Regions from separate parts of the Mus musculus genome. Here region 1 is linked to region 2. Evidence: chromatin contacts called from ENCODE Hi-C or POLR2A ChIA-PET data. All regions are on one chromosome and are shown on one strand. Each heading gives the region's core, a stretch centred on a gene start or an enhancer-like site at or near the end of the contact. The rest is flanking DNA. Distances are from core to core; before and after follow the strand shown.

Region 1 (6,556 bases), core at 3,711-6,210, 730 kb after region 2:
TATAATCCCAACATATGAGGCAGGAGAATTAAGGATTTAAATCTAGCCTGGGCTACTTAGTGTGACCCTGCTTCGAAAATTATCTTTGAAAAATATTTAGTCGTTAATATCATATGACTTAGGAACACTGAGGTGTGTAAATGAGGCAGGAGGATGTTTATTATAGTCTAGCTTGAGGCAATTGTTAGTTAGCATTGTGCCAAACGTTTTATGTACAATATAATTTAGTCCTCCCAAATCCCTATTAGCAAAAGTATTATTATCCTCATTTTACAAATGGGAAGACAGTCACAGAGAGGTTAAATTACCTGCCTCAAACCACTCATCTGTCATGTGCTAGACTGGAAATGCAAACCCAGATCTCTGAAGCTTTTCAGTCTCCATGATCACCGCCCGAACTGCCCTGCCAGTGCCCTTTGTAGAAGGACAGTTGCTGAAGCCTGGCATGGGGGCGCACACCTTTGATTCCAGTATTCAAGAGGCAGAGGCAGGCAGATCTCTGTGAGTTTGAGGCCAGCCTGGTCTACACAGTGAGTTCCAGGTCAGCCAGGGCAACACAGAGAAACCCCATCTCGAAGCGGGTAAGGGCTTAGGGCCAGTAATGAAGATAAAATAATACACCTGTTTCAGCAAGGTTGGTCAAGGAAAGAGTCAGGAGAATGCTGCAGAAAGAAGCACACAGGAGATAAGATGAATGTAAAGCACTTTAAGAGACAAATTAGCAATAATTTAGATGGCTTTTCAAAAAACAATACTTATTTTAACTGAACTATTATTTTTATTAAAATATCAACTAGTTTAAATCTACTTAATTCAAAGTTTCCTGTTCACTTTCCAAATGAATGTACAGTGTCACTGTGAGTCCTTGCTGTATCGCTCAAGTCATTTGAGAAACAAAAATCCCTTTTCAAATTTTATTTATTGTTTGGGAATTTCACATTTATATACAGTGAAACATGTGCATACCTACCTCCTATTTACTCCTTCTGTCTCCCTCTGGATCCCCCTCAAAACACTAATTTCCCTATTTCATTTCTTCTTCCTCCTCTTCCCCTTTCCTCCCCCTCCCGCTCCTCTTCCCTCTCCCCTCCTTCTTCTTTTATATAACCATTTAGTCCAATTAGTGTTGCCATGTGTACATGGGAATAGGGTTATTCACTAGAACATGGACAACCTATCACTGCCCATATCCCAAAAGAGGGATGACTCCCCCTTCTGCAGCAGTTAACAGTTGTCAGTAGTAACTTGGAGGGGTGGAGGCTCTTGAGTATCTCCTTCATCCATGCTGGAATTTTTCTTGGCTTGGCCTTGGGCACACAAACCACAAATGCTGTCAGTTGCTGAGTGTTCCAGTGTTGTTGAAATTCCTTACCTGTAGAGAGAGGTAAACACACTCTCCTCTTTCTCCCAAGATCTCAGTAGTGAACCGAGGTGCAATTCCACCAAAGTTTGCTCTGGGGATCCCGTGAGTCTATTAGGCTCACTGACAGAGCAATGCTGCACCGGAGCATGGAGCATGTGCATGCCACTAGGATGAGGGCTCCCCCTACGGCACCAGAGTGGGGCTCTCTCCACCTCTTCCCGGCCTATGAGCTTCTAGGCTTCCCCTGAGGCCACATTCAATCAGTACAGACTTGTTGGAGGAGTGGCTAGTTACTGAGGTGAGGGTCCCCCACCCCTTCCCACCACTTCTTCTATGAGAGGTCAACAGTGAACAAGACCAGCTGTGGCGATATGAACTCCCGAAGATGGCGGCTGTTGGGTTGAAAGATGTACAGGAAGTCCTGTACAGGAAGTAGGAGTCATGTTCAGATGTGTGCTCTTCACAGAGCTCCTCTTTCCACCTCCTCTTCTGTGATACCCTGAGCCTTCAGAGTCAGGCAATGATACAGACATCTCCTTTAGGGCTGAGAACTCATTTATTTCCAGATCTTTAACCAGTAATGCTACTCTCTATTGACTGCTGTCCACTGCCAAAAGAAGATTCTCTGACCATGGTTGAGAGCAGCCCAGGTCTGTGGATGTAAACATAAGTATTCAGCAGTCAATTTAACAGCAAGACAATTTAGCAAAATAATAATAGCAAGTTTTACTCCACAGCCTACTGTCCCTCTAGCCATGGGTTTCTGATCAGAACTACAGTAGCAGGTCAACTGCAGTACTGCAGAACAGGCCTCAAGTCTAATAAAAACAGTTAGTTAGGCTGGGCGTGGTGATGCATACCTTTAATCCCAGAGGCAAAGGCAGTTGGGTCTCCGAGTTTGAGGCCAGTCTGGTCTACATAGTGAGTTCTAGGACAGCCAATGCCACATAAAGAGACCCTGTCTCCAAGATTTAATTAATTAACTAACTAACTAAACAAACAAAGCATGGATCTGGTGCTGGCTGGAACCGTGGCTGCCGTTTCTCCCCAGCAGCCTGCACAGCATCTTCCAGCAGTGTTGCTTAGGAAGGGGAATCATTCCTGGTTGGTTTAGGATTGGTTTTCTGCCCTGCAGCTAAGTGCGTTGTGTCTTCAGCAATAGGATCTCACCATGGAGTTATGATAGCTAACCAAGATGAAGGCAGTAGCTTGAGACCTCTGGGGCCTGCCTGACATTCACTCCTAGGGAGTATTCCATGCCCATGTACTGCGATTTTTATTTAACAGCCCATGGATTCTGAGAGTGACATTGTCTGTCCATTCATGGTATTTACGTTTGAACACCTTTTTAAAAATGAAATGTGAAATTAACTTACTAATGGGTTTCCACAAAGTTTTTCCATCTACCCTTAGTTTTAGTTAGCGCCTGTCCTCGCCCTCCCCCCAAGCCCTGTCCCAGGCCAAATCTTAACCTCTAGTGTCCCCCCTCCCCGTCTCTTTTCATATTTCATGTGTTCTACCAGTCCCTCCAATTATCATTTTTAGTTGGCTGTGGCCCTTTCCTTTGGGTAACCCCCTCCTTACCCTTCGATTCCCTCCCTGCCTAAGCCTTCCTGCCCCCCACTGGTCCACTCGTCTACTTTTGTTTTATTTATAATCGCCCCTTTCCCCTAAAGCACCCCAGTGTCTCCTTCCAGTTTCCTGGCTTCCGCTTGTGTTCCAAGTTAAACTCCACAACAGATGACTCGAGACTGGGATCAGCCGATGGGAGAGAATGTGCAGTGTTTGGTTTGTCTTCCCGGGCCTTGGTGACCTCATTCAGTATAATTTTTTCCAGCTCCATCCACTTAACCAGAAAATTTCATGATTTCGCTTTTCAATACATAGTTTTTGAAAAAGAACAAAGTACTGGAAGCATACGGGTGACCCCGGCAGCCGTTACACCAACCGAGAGACACAAAAGGTACCAGCAGTAGGATCTCACCTGTCCAGGGTGACACCTGTGACAGGGTCCTGTGTATCTGACTGGAAAGGATTAGCAGAAACTTTGTGTAGATGTACATTCTCTGTTTCTCCAGTATAGGACTACAATAGTTACGACTTGCCAAACTATATATCCATGCACCTCATAGCATGTAAATTACACTCCAAAATTATACATCAAAAGTTCAAGGAGTAGGCCTTCAGGTGTGGGAGGCCAGGGGCGTGGCAGGTGCACAGACACGGTTTTATCCTTGCCAGTGTCTACTGAAGGAGACAGACTCGGCAATCTTTCCCAGTTCTTACCGTATCTACCATGTCCTGAAAGCCTTTCAGACAATCTTTATCTGAGCTATGGAAAGGGAGGAAAGGGGCTGGTGGCAAAGCAAGCCCTTTGGTGACTGTGGATACAAATCTTCTAGGTACCCTTTCTAGCCCTTGGTGCTTAGTGCAGTGCGGTGGGGGTGGGTAGGGATGGGTAGGGATAAGGAGTTACAGTGGAAGCCAAGAACCTCAGGGTGACGTCTCCTGGAATGTCTGTACTTTGTGGAGGTGTGGGAAAGGTGTCAGTCTGTACTGAGCCAGGTTCTTACCCACTGGTGGCTCTGTGACCTTGTGTAGGACCTTGTGTGGGCCTGTGTTTTCCTCATCACGGGGCTCAATGAATCCTGGTTGTCTATCCCATGGGGTTATTTCAAGGTCCTAAAGAGATGGTGAAGATTTTTTTTTAAGAGAAGGAATAGAAAAAAACTAGTAATGAGCATGCAACTGGCCTCTCATACAGACATTTCGGAGTGAGTTTACACATTCCTGGTTCAAAAAAATGTCTGGCCAAAAGAAATTAAACAAAGAAATGTCAAGTACAGACACTGCATTAGGGGCCAGTGAATACTTTGGTAGCGAGCCAGACTTATCTTGTTGGACACCTTCTAAACTCAGGCGCAGGAGTCTGGCAGCCCTTGCTTCACACAGATGGTAATAGCAGGCTGACCCACAACTGAGCAGGGCCTCACTGCAGAGGTGACTGTGTCTCTCTTGTTCCTTTCTTGACAGCCATGCAGCAGATCCAGCTCAAATGAAGGAGAGAAAGAGCTTTGTCTGTCCTCAGAGCCCAATGCAGACCGTAGCCCAGTGCTGTCAGAGCGGAATGGGCAAAGCATGAGGCTCTGGGCCTGTTTGCGTGGCTATGAAGAGGCAGGATGGCCAGGCGAATGATTTGATCTGACTTGGGTAATGAAAATTGTTTGTTGCTGTTTGAAGAGCAATTGTGTAAGCAACAGTACTTCTGTGTTTGGCTGCCTGTGACTCACCACTGACTGTAACATAACCCCAAACTCAGAGGAGGCACAGGCTGTGGGCGTGGAGGAGGGGAGAGGAGGGATGCAGGGCAGAGGCCCCTTCTCATTCACCCTTTCTTCCCTCCTCACTGTCCCAGTCCCTCTCCAAACCTCTAAGGAACGTTCACGAGAAGGCGTTTGCCACCTGGACACAATGAGGCCTCGTTGGAGGGACAAGCGAGAAGCTGGCTGGGAGCCAGAGGCCCGGTTTGAATGGCTGTTGCCAAGGGGCTGCCAACAGTCCATCTCAACCCCCAAGAGGCTGACCCAGGATGGGGTGGGGGCCACCCCTCCCCACCTTGGAGGCCACAACTCACACCATTTGTGGGCCAGGCCGTGATCAGAATGTGCGGGGACAAGGTGGCTTTGAGTGGCTGAGCAGAGCCTCTCCCCCTCTGCTGGCTCCGGCCTCACTTGGATTAGAGCCTGCTCAGGGAGTCCCTTTGTTGGCTGCTTGTTATTCCACATGCACTGAGCACTGCGCATTCATCTTTATTAGTTCTAATTGCTTCCCCATTCTAATGGGATCTTGATATTCCCATACAATTGAAAGGAAATGTATTCATTAAAATAATTCTTCTAACTGCCGCTTCCAGCTGCTCCTCTAAAGTGACATTGTCTCTCCACGCAGCCTGCTGAAGCCTCTTATTAAGACTCTAGTCAAAAGCCAACTTTGGGCAGCAAACTTTCCTTGCAGGGGTTTCCAGACACTGGAGAGAGGGTGCTTTTTAATCAGGCTCACACAGAAGTTGAGGCCAGCTGGTGTAATTGGGGGCGCTGGTCCTCGTGGATAGAAGGGCTTGCCTCCAGCTCTGCCTCCTGTAACAATGACCCTTTCTGCATAATGGCTCATTTGGAGAGGGCTTCTCCCTGCACCTTCCACCTCTCCCCGCCCACATCGCATACGTGAAGCTTTTGTTTATGCCACAAGCAGTTACCAGGTGTGTTCTAAGCATGAGGCTGAGTAAGGAGCTGGGGAGGCAGGGAGGCGGGGCTGCACTCCCAAGGTGTTTAAGGTCTTGGTGGGTGGCTCCCAGCTAGCTTCTGCAGAGCTTTGAGGCAAAGGCATGGCAGAGAATTTCTGGGTATTCAAAGAGAATACACAAGGATCTGGGTTCAGATCCCCAACACCCCCATGCAAAGAGTAGCACACACTCCAGTGCTGGCCAACCTGGAGCGCCCATCTCCAAAAATAAATAAATAAGTAAATGAATGAATAAATAAATAAGGTAGAGCGTGATAGAGGAAGACTCCTGAAGCTGACCTCTGGCCTCTACACACATGCAAAGGCAAGTGGACCTGCATAGGTGTATGCACACACGCTAAATTAATTTTTTTAAGTTCAAGTTTTACTTTATTTGTATGTTTGTGGGGAAGGGGGACTTCAGTACCCAAAAGGAGCCTTCAGATCACTTGGAGCCGGAGTTACAAACAGTGGTAAGTAGCCCCAGGTAGGCTTGTAGCTGCAAGTTTAACTAAGCCACACTGCTTTGGCTCCCAGAGGGTCACACACACACACACCCAGGAACAATCTGGATTCTGGAATGAAAGACACATGTCAGTTAATTTATGATATGCTGTGACTAGCTCAAAGACTGGTCACTCCTAAACCTCCCCCCTGCTACTCTAGGCCCAATAGCGGAAGTGGCCAGGCTTTCTCTCCTGCAGCTCCTACATCCCACCCTTCTCACCCCAGGCAAGGGGATCCATACTCTGTCTTCCTTTCTCCCAGTTCCTAGCCCTCACAATATAAAAGTTCTGCGCCTCTCTCTCCACCCAGCTGTTGGCTGTTGGCTCTTTATTGATCGATCAAAAACCAGTTGGAGACAAGGGCCTTCAGCATTTGGACACACAGATTCCTGACAAAGTCAAAGCA
Region 2 (6,403 bases), core at 2,327-4,826:
GGAGCACAGATGGCCTGAGAGGAGGCTGGGAAGAAGGGAATAATACCTGTCCCTCTGTCCAGACTAAATGGACATGTACAGATTGACATACTTAAGGGCCAACCCCAACATGGATGCCATCTGGGATAAACATAGGAAGAAAGCATGAGGAAAGGAACTTTCTACAGACCCTTGACTTGTTCAGGGCGGCCAGAGTGACCTACAGTAACTAACCACTCTCTTTTTTCCCCCTAAGTCAGGGTTTCTCTGTGTAGCCCTGGCTGTCCTGGAACTCACTCTGTAGACAAGGCTGGCCTTGAACTCAGAAATCCGCTTGCCTCTGCCTCCCAAGTGCTGGGATTAAAGGCATGCGCCACCACTGCCTGGCTATCTAACCACTCTTGATGTCCTCTCCTGCAGAACATTGGGAAGATATGGAAATGTGACTGGGGGGTGGGGGGGCAGAAGGAAAAGGCTCTGACCTGAAACAGCAGCAGCCCCAGCTCCAGCACTGTGCCAGGAAAAGGTTGATGCTCAGGAAGAGCAAGGCCATAGCTACTGGGTCATTGAAGAGCCGCAGTACAAAGATGGAATGGACACGGTAAGAGGCACAACACATGAAGAAAAAGACGAAGGGAGGTACCTAAAGGGTGGGCACCAACGTCAGCTCCCCAAACCTGAGCCACCCCCACCACCCACTTCAGGCCAGGGCCAGTTGGTCCTGTGGCATCAACTCACCTTGGAGGTCTGGTGGTATATCAAGAAAACAAGCACCAAGGTGACAAGGTAGAGTACAGCAAAGATGTTCTGGGCCATAGGGATATCAGTGCCCCGGTCAGTAGCATAGAATAGCCCCGTAAAGATGTACAAAAACCCAGCTGGGTAGCTGGAAGATGAAAGGAAATATGAGCCTAGGGCAGGACTATCAGCCTGGTACCCACCCAGCCCTTCACAATGCCTTCAGACTTCCTATCCTCACTCACACAAGAGGTCCGGTGTCACCCTGCAGCTGTGTGTAGTCATATGTGCCATTGATGAAACCCTCCACCTGGGCCATGTAGGCCTTCCAGTCAATCTCTGTGTCTGGAAGAAGATAACATGGTCTCGTTCCTTCTGAGTCCAGAACTTGCCTACTTCTAAACCCCATGCCTTCAGACCACCAAAGCCCAGAGATTCTACCTCATTCCCAGGTTTCTCCCATTATCGTCCCTGATGTAACCACACCTACGGCATTCTCTGGGTGAACCCATATATTTCGTCTGTGTGTTATGTGTGCATGCATATGAAGGTCAGGAGTTGACACTGGTGTCTTCCTCTGTCATTTATATAACAGAGTCTAGCTAGTCAGTTTGCTTCAAGGATCCCTTGTCCTGCCTCTCCAGTGCCGTGATCATAGATGGGTCACCATGCCTGCCTGGCATTTATGCCTAATGCTAGGAATGTGAACTATGGGTCTCACATTTGCATGGTAAATACCACGTGCTAAGCTATCTCCTTAGGCCCATGAATGTGGGTGTCTTAAACTCAAATGTGTAAAACTGATTTTATGATCTTTCTTCCTACTCCAAATTTACTCTTTCCTGTATTCTTCAAGTAGTACTTCTCTCCTTTTCAGTTTGTGTGTGTGTGTGTGTGTGTGTGTGTGTGTGTGTTTACAAGACAGGGTTTCTCTGTATAGCTCTGGCTATCTGGCTGTCCTGGAACTCTGTAGACTAGGCTGGCCTTAAACTCACAGAGATCCACTTGCTTCTGTCTCCCAAGTGCTGGGATAAAGGCGTGTGCCACCACCACCCAGCTTCTTAGTTCTTGAAACAGTCTTGTTCTCTTTCTCTGTCTTGTGTGTGTTCATATGCACATGTGTGGATTCACACATAAGTGAGTGTACATGCATGTGAGTATGAGTGTGGAGGTTAGAGGTTAATGGTGATTCTCTTTCTGGAATGTTCCTCACTCTCATTTTAAGAACAGGGTCTTTATAAGCCAGTTGTGATGGTGTCCACCTTTAATCTCAACAACACTCAGGAGCCAGAAGAAGGCAGATTTCTGTGAGCTTGAGGCCACTGTGGTCTACATAGCAAAGCCAATCAGGGCTACTTAGTGAGACTCTGTTTTGTTTTGTTTTTTTAAAAAAAGACTGATCCTGGAAGACACCAGTACCTAATGGACTTAAAAGGTCACAAAATGCACTCTTTAAAAGGACTTTCAAGACCTAAGAATTAAAAGCATGAAAAATCAGATCTGCGGTGGGAAGTGACTGTCTAAGGCTACAGACAAGCATCAGGAACAGCAGCAGCAACAGCACATTAATTCTGGCCAGAACTTCGTGGCTGCTTATGCTTTCTTAGCAGGCTGAATGTTAAACGCAGGAGGTAATCTCTGGGTAACCTCCCTCCCATATGGGAGAGAGATTATGATCGCTGTTCTGGAAAATGGGCTTGGGTCAGGTAAAGGATATGGGTTTGATCGGTGAATGAAAGCTCTGTAATCTAGTTTGGGTATCCCTCCCTCCCTCCGGTTCTCTCCCCTTCAGTGAACTCACATGCCACCCTGTGAATGACCCAGAAGGTGATGCCCACCTCTGCTATGCAGAGGCAGGAGGCCACCAGCAATGTGTAGCGCGGTTCCCGCAGCAGTAGGTAGCGTTCTTGCCAGGCACGCTGTAGCCATTGTTTCCAGATTCCTGCCGGCTGGCCGACAGAAGCCGGCTGGCCGCGTTTCCGCAGCCCAGCAGCCATCTTGACAGTGCACCACTCTTTTGCTTCCACCACCCGGGAAAACCAACTCTCACACACTAGGTTCCGGTCTCACGCTCTGGGCGTCTTCTCAAACTAAATGCTGAGCCGAGTAACCAGAAGTCTTATTTACTAAAAATCAGTCTGTTAATTAGACTCAGGGAGCTGGAGTTTCTAGGCCAAAATGATTCATTGGCTACATATTTAGTGCTTATTATACACAGTGGTGAGAGATATTTCTAATGTGAATATGTGCACCGGAATAAGGATAAGATAGCTAGTCCTTAGAACGCATCTCCTTTGAAAGACTACACGATGTTGTAATATAAATATACATATACTTCTCGGTGTATGTCCCTTTCAGAGCACATAAACACGAGTATATCAGTGTTTGCCCAGAAAACAAAACAACAGTTCTGTTCTCTTCTCCAAGCCCAGCTTTCCACTCTGCCTATGCCCAGAGTAGTTGTGTTCACGTAGAGGGGAAAGCTCCTTTCAGTATTCCTCCCGCCTTCCCAAGTACCCGAAGGTGCTCCAAAAATCTTGGGAAGAAGGGAATCTTTAATTAATCACGCCTCTTATTGGAAAGGGTTATTGAAAACCGAACACGAGAGGATGCAGTAATGAGCCTGGTCACGTCTAGTGACCAGATCCGGTTTGCCACGAGGAGATGTGGTCGAGTTTAGACGGGCAGTTCGTTAATATGACACCAAGTAATTCAGCTTCCCAGCCGGACGATTTTCAAAAAAGAGCTTAGAAGGTGACGGAAGTTCCACGTGTTTGTGTGGAGCAGCTGCAGGGGAGGGCGGAGACACAGGCTCCGCCTTCCATTTCTTACCTCGGTGATTGGGCTCCTTAGTCCCGCCCTGGCTGCGGCGCTGCCCTGAGCATGGCCTCTCCCCGGACTCCGGTGTCCCCTCCGGAGTTACCGGAGAAGAACTTCCAGTACCGCCAAGTCCAGTACTGGGACCAGCGCTACAAAGACGCGGCCGACTCTGGACCCTACGAGTGGTTCGGAGACTTCGCTTCCTTCCGTGCCCTCCTAGAGCCGGAGCTGTGTCCTGAGGACCGTATCCTCGTGCTAGGTGGGTAGTGTCCCAGCCACCAGTCGCTGGCCAGATCACATCCGCTTTCTTCTCTTCTGCTTTCTCCTGTACCAGGACGCCCCAGTTCGGAGCCAACACCCAGTACCTTCAGAATCTGTCTGTATTTAACAAGGGCAGACAGAATAAGAGATCGTCAGGACTTTGGAAAAAGACAGTCCTTTGGTGTCCCAGCGAGGGGCATTACCCTGCCCCAGACACTGGAGGCACCTAGGACACTGGAAAGCATATCTCTGTGGACCTACTTCAAGTCCCAGCATTTAACTGGCTGTGTAACCTAGGACAAGTCATGAATCCATTGTGTGTTTCAGTTTCCGTTTCTAGAAATGGGACTGCAAATTTTTCTGGAGTAAATCGTGTGCACCTCGAGCATAACACCTAGTTTTCTTTTCGCACCAGCGGGCACCCGGAGTTGTTGTCAGGTAAAGGGAGTCACCACTTCTCTGAACTCCAGGAGAAAAGTTTGGTCCTAAACACTCATAGGGTAGAATAATGCTGAGTCTGATGGAGAATTGCAGCTGAGGTAGGTGTCAACAAGAGCGATGCTAGGATGTCAGCTGCTGGATACTCAGGAAAAGTTTGAATGAGTTGAGTTGCCTTCCAAATATAGTTTGTAAACGTTTTGTTCAAGAAGCCTGTATACATTTTGGGTTTTTTGTTTTTGTTTTTGTTTTTAGACAGGGTCTCACTATGAAATCCTGGCTGGCTTGGAACTCACCTTATAGAATAGGCTGGCTTTAAACTCACAGAGATCCAACTACCTCTGCTTCTAAAGCCTGTATACATTTAAGTGGAATACTTGATAGGGATAAAAAGGGTATCTCTTATACATATAGTATATATATTTTGGGGGGGGGGGAGTAGAAAATGACCAGGACTAGAAAGGATAACCTAGTGGCTAAGAATTTGGACTCTGAGAGCAAGTAGTTAATGGTAGAAATTTGGTTTAGCTGGAATTGTAATCTTGTACAAAATCTTTAAATTTCTGTGCCTCTATTTTCAAGCCTTAAGAAAATAAAAACCTAGCTGGGTGTGGTGACTCACACCTTTAATCCCAGCCTTGGGAGCAAGAGGCCAGCCTGGGCTATGCAGCAAGTTCCAGGACAGCTAGGAGGCTACATAGAAAGACCCTGTTTCAACAAAACAACATAAGTAAATAACTAAGAAAATGAGAACCTACAGATGAGATCTTCTGGTGATTAGACGAGTATGTGAAGCATCTAGACCAATACCTGGCTAAAAGCTTCGTGTGTCCTTGGAGTTTGCTTATGGTTTCCCCGTAACCTCTCCCCACTAGAAGTAAACAGTTTCTTGAATTCTGTGGTTGTATACTATTGCGTTTATTTATAGAGTTACCACAGAACTACGTTTATCAAGCTTTAGTGCCTTTCAAAATTAACTGGCAAGTTAGGCTCCACTCTGAGATTCTAATTCCAGGGAAGTCTAATATAGAAGCTAGGGACCTTTTTTCTTTTGTTGAAATGGGGTCTTGTTATGTAGCAGTCTAGCCTGACATTTACTGATTAGGATATTTTCCACCCCTACCTCCTAAAGGCTGGGATTGCAGGTGGGCACCAGCAGGCCTGCACTCAGGGCTCTGTTTTCAGCAGTCTCCACAGCTGATTGTCATACTGCTGGTGGGCAAGACATCTGTCTTCGTTAAAATCTTAGCATCGCCGGGCGGTGGTGGCGCACTCCTTTAATCCCAGCACTCGGGAGGCAGAGGCAAGCAGATTTCTGAGTTCGAGGCCAGCCTGGTCTACAGCGTGAGAACTGATGTTCTCTAATAAAACTTTTTTTCTCTGCCTCCCAAGTGCTGGGATTAAAGACGTGCGTCACCACTGCCCGGCATAAAACTTATGTTTAAGACAGAGTCTCCTGTAGTCCTGGCTGGCCTAAAACTCACAGGTAGACTAGTCTGGCATCAGACTCACAAAGCTCTGTCTGCCTTTGCCTTCTGGGTGCTGAGATTACAGACGTGAGCCACTATACCTACCCAAAGCTTTATTTATCAAAAGGAAATAAAGATTCTACTGTAAATCAATCTACTGTCTTGGGTTGAGTTCCCCAGAAAGGATCCCAAGAAGGAGATTCCTGTCCAAGTCATTCATCCAGTAGTGGCTTCCAGGAAAAACTGACAGGTAAGAACGGAGAATGGAGAGAGGCAGCCAGGTGTGGTGGCGCACGCCTTTAGTCCCAGCACTTGGGAGGCAGAGGCAGGTGGATTTCTGAGTTCAAGGCCAGCCTGGTCTACAGAGTGAGTTCCAGGACAGCCAGGGCTACACAGAGAAACCCTGTTTCGAACAAACAAAACAAAACAAAAACAGAATAGGGAAAGTAAAAAAAGATAAAACTGTGATCTCAGGCAAAATCTCGAGAATAATTTTGGCCTGAAGGGGCACAGATGACATGACGACCTTGAGAAGCAAATACCAAAACCTGGGGACAGACTAACGCTTACAAAAGGGCTACAGGGGTCTGGTCAGAACATTGGCAGTGTCTGCAGTCATGGGCATGTGAACTGCAGATGCTCTCTGATAGCAGGATTTCTAGTTCTGCTGTCTTGCCATGCAGCGCACAAGGAGAAGC

What was found. A loop is a pair of places that touch in the nucleus more often than their neighbours do. ChIA-PET counts read pairs that join two places held with the same protein, here RNA polymerase II (POLR2A).
Region 1: a loop to region 2 is called in a map of T-helper 17 cell, with 6 times the contacts of the local background. The contact joins the enhancer-like site here to the promoter of Eef1akmt4-ece2 in region 2. A Hi-C loop is called at or near these places in 1 of 37 maps with a recorded cell type or tissue (T-helper 17 cell). POLR2A ChIA-PET finds 5 or more read pairs at or near these places in 1 of 5 experiments (embryonic stem cell).

Annotation. Positions count from the first base shown.
Region 1 is chr16:21,334,899-21,341,454 of GRCm38, forward strand. No RefSeq gene overlaps it. Among named protein-coding and RNA genes, the nearest start is that of Gm16863, 41 kb to the left of the region's middle. Within about 2 kb of position 4,961, at least 2 of the 3 ENCODE cell types and tissues checked have a DNase peak (open chromatin) inside an H3K27ac peak, as active enhancers do.
Region 2 is chr16:20,608,025-20,614,427 of GRCm38, forward strand. Eef1akmt4-ece2 (Eef1akmt4-Ece2 readthrough) reads left to right here and starts at 3,577. Exons shown (of 20, transcript NM_177941.1): 1 at 3,577-3,796. The coding sequence starts at 3,601. It overlaps Alg3 (asparagine-linked glycosylation 3 (alpha-1,3-mannosyltransferase)), which reads right to left and starts at 2,737. Exons shown (of 9, transcript NM_145939.3): 1 at 2,519-2,737; 2 at 963-1,062; 3 at 718-865; 4 at 462-622. The coding sequence starts at 2,714. Eef1akmt4 (EEF1A lysine methyltransferase 4) reads left to right here and starts at 3,577. Exons shown (of 3, transcript NM_025462.2): 1 at 3,577-3,796. The coding sequence starts at 3,601.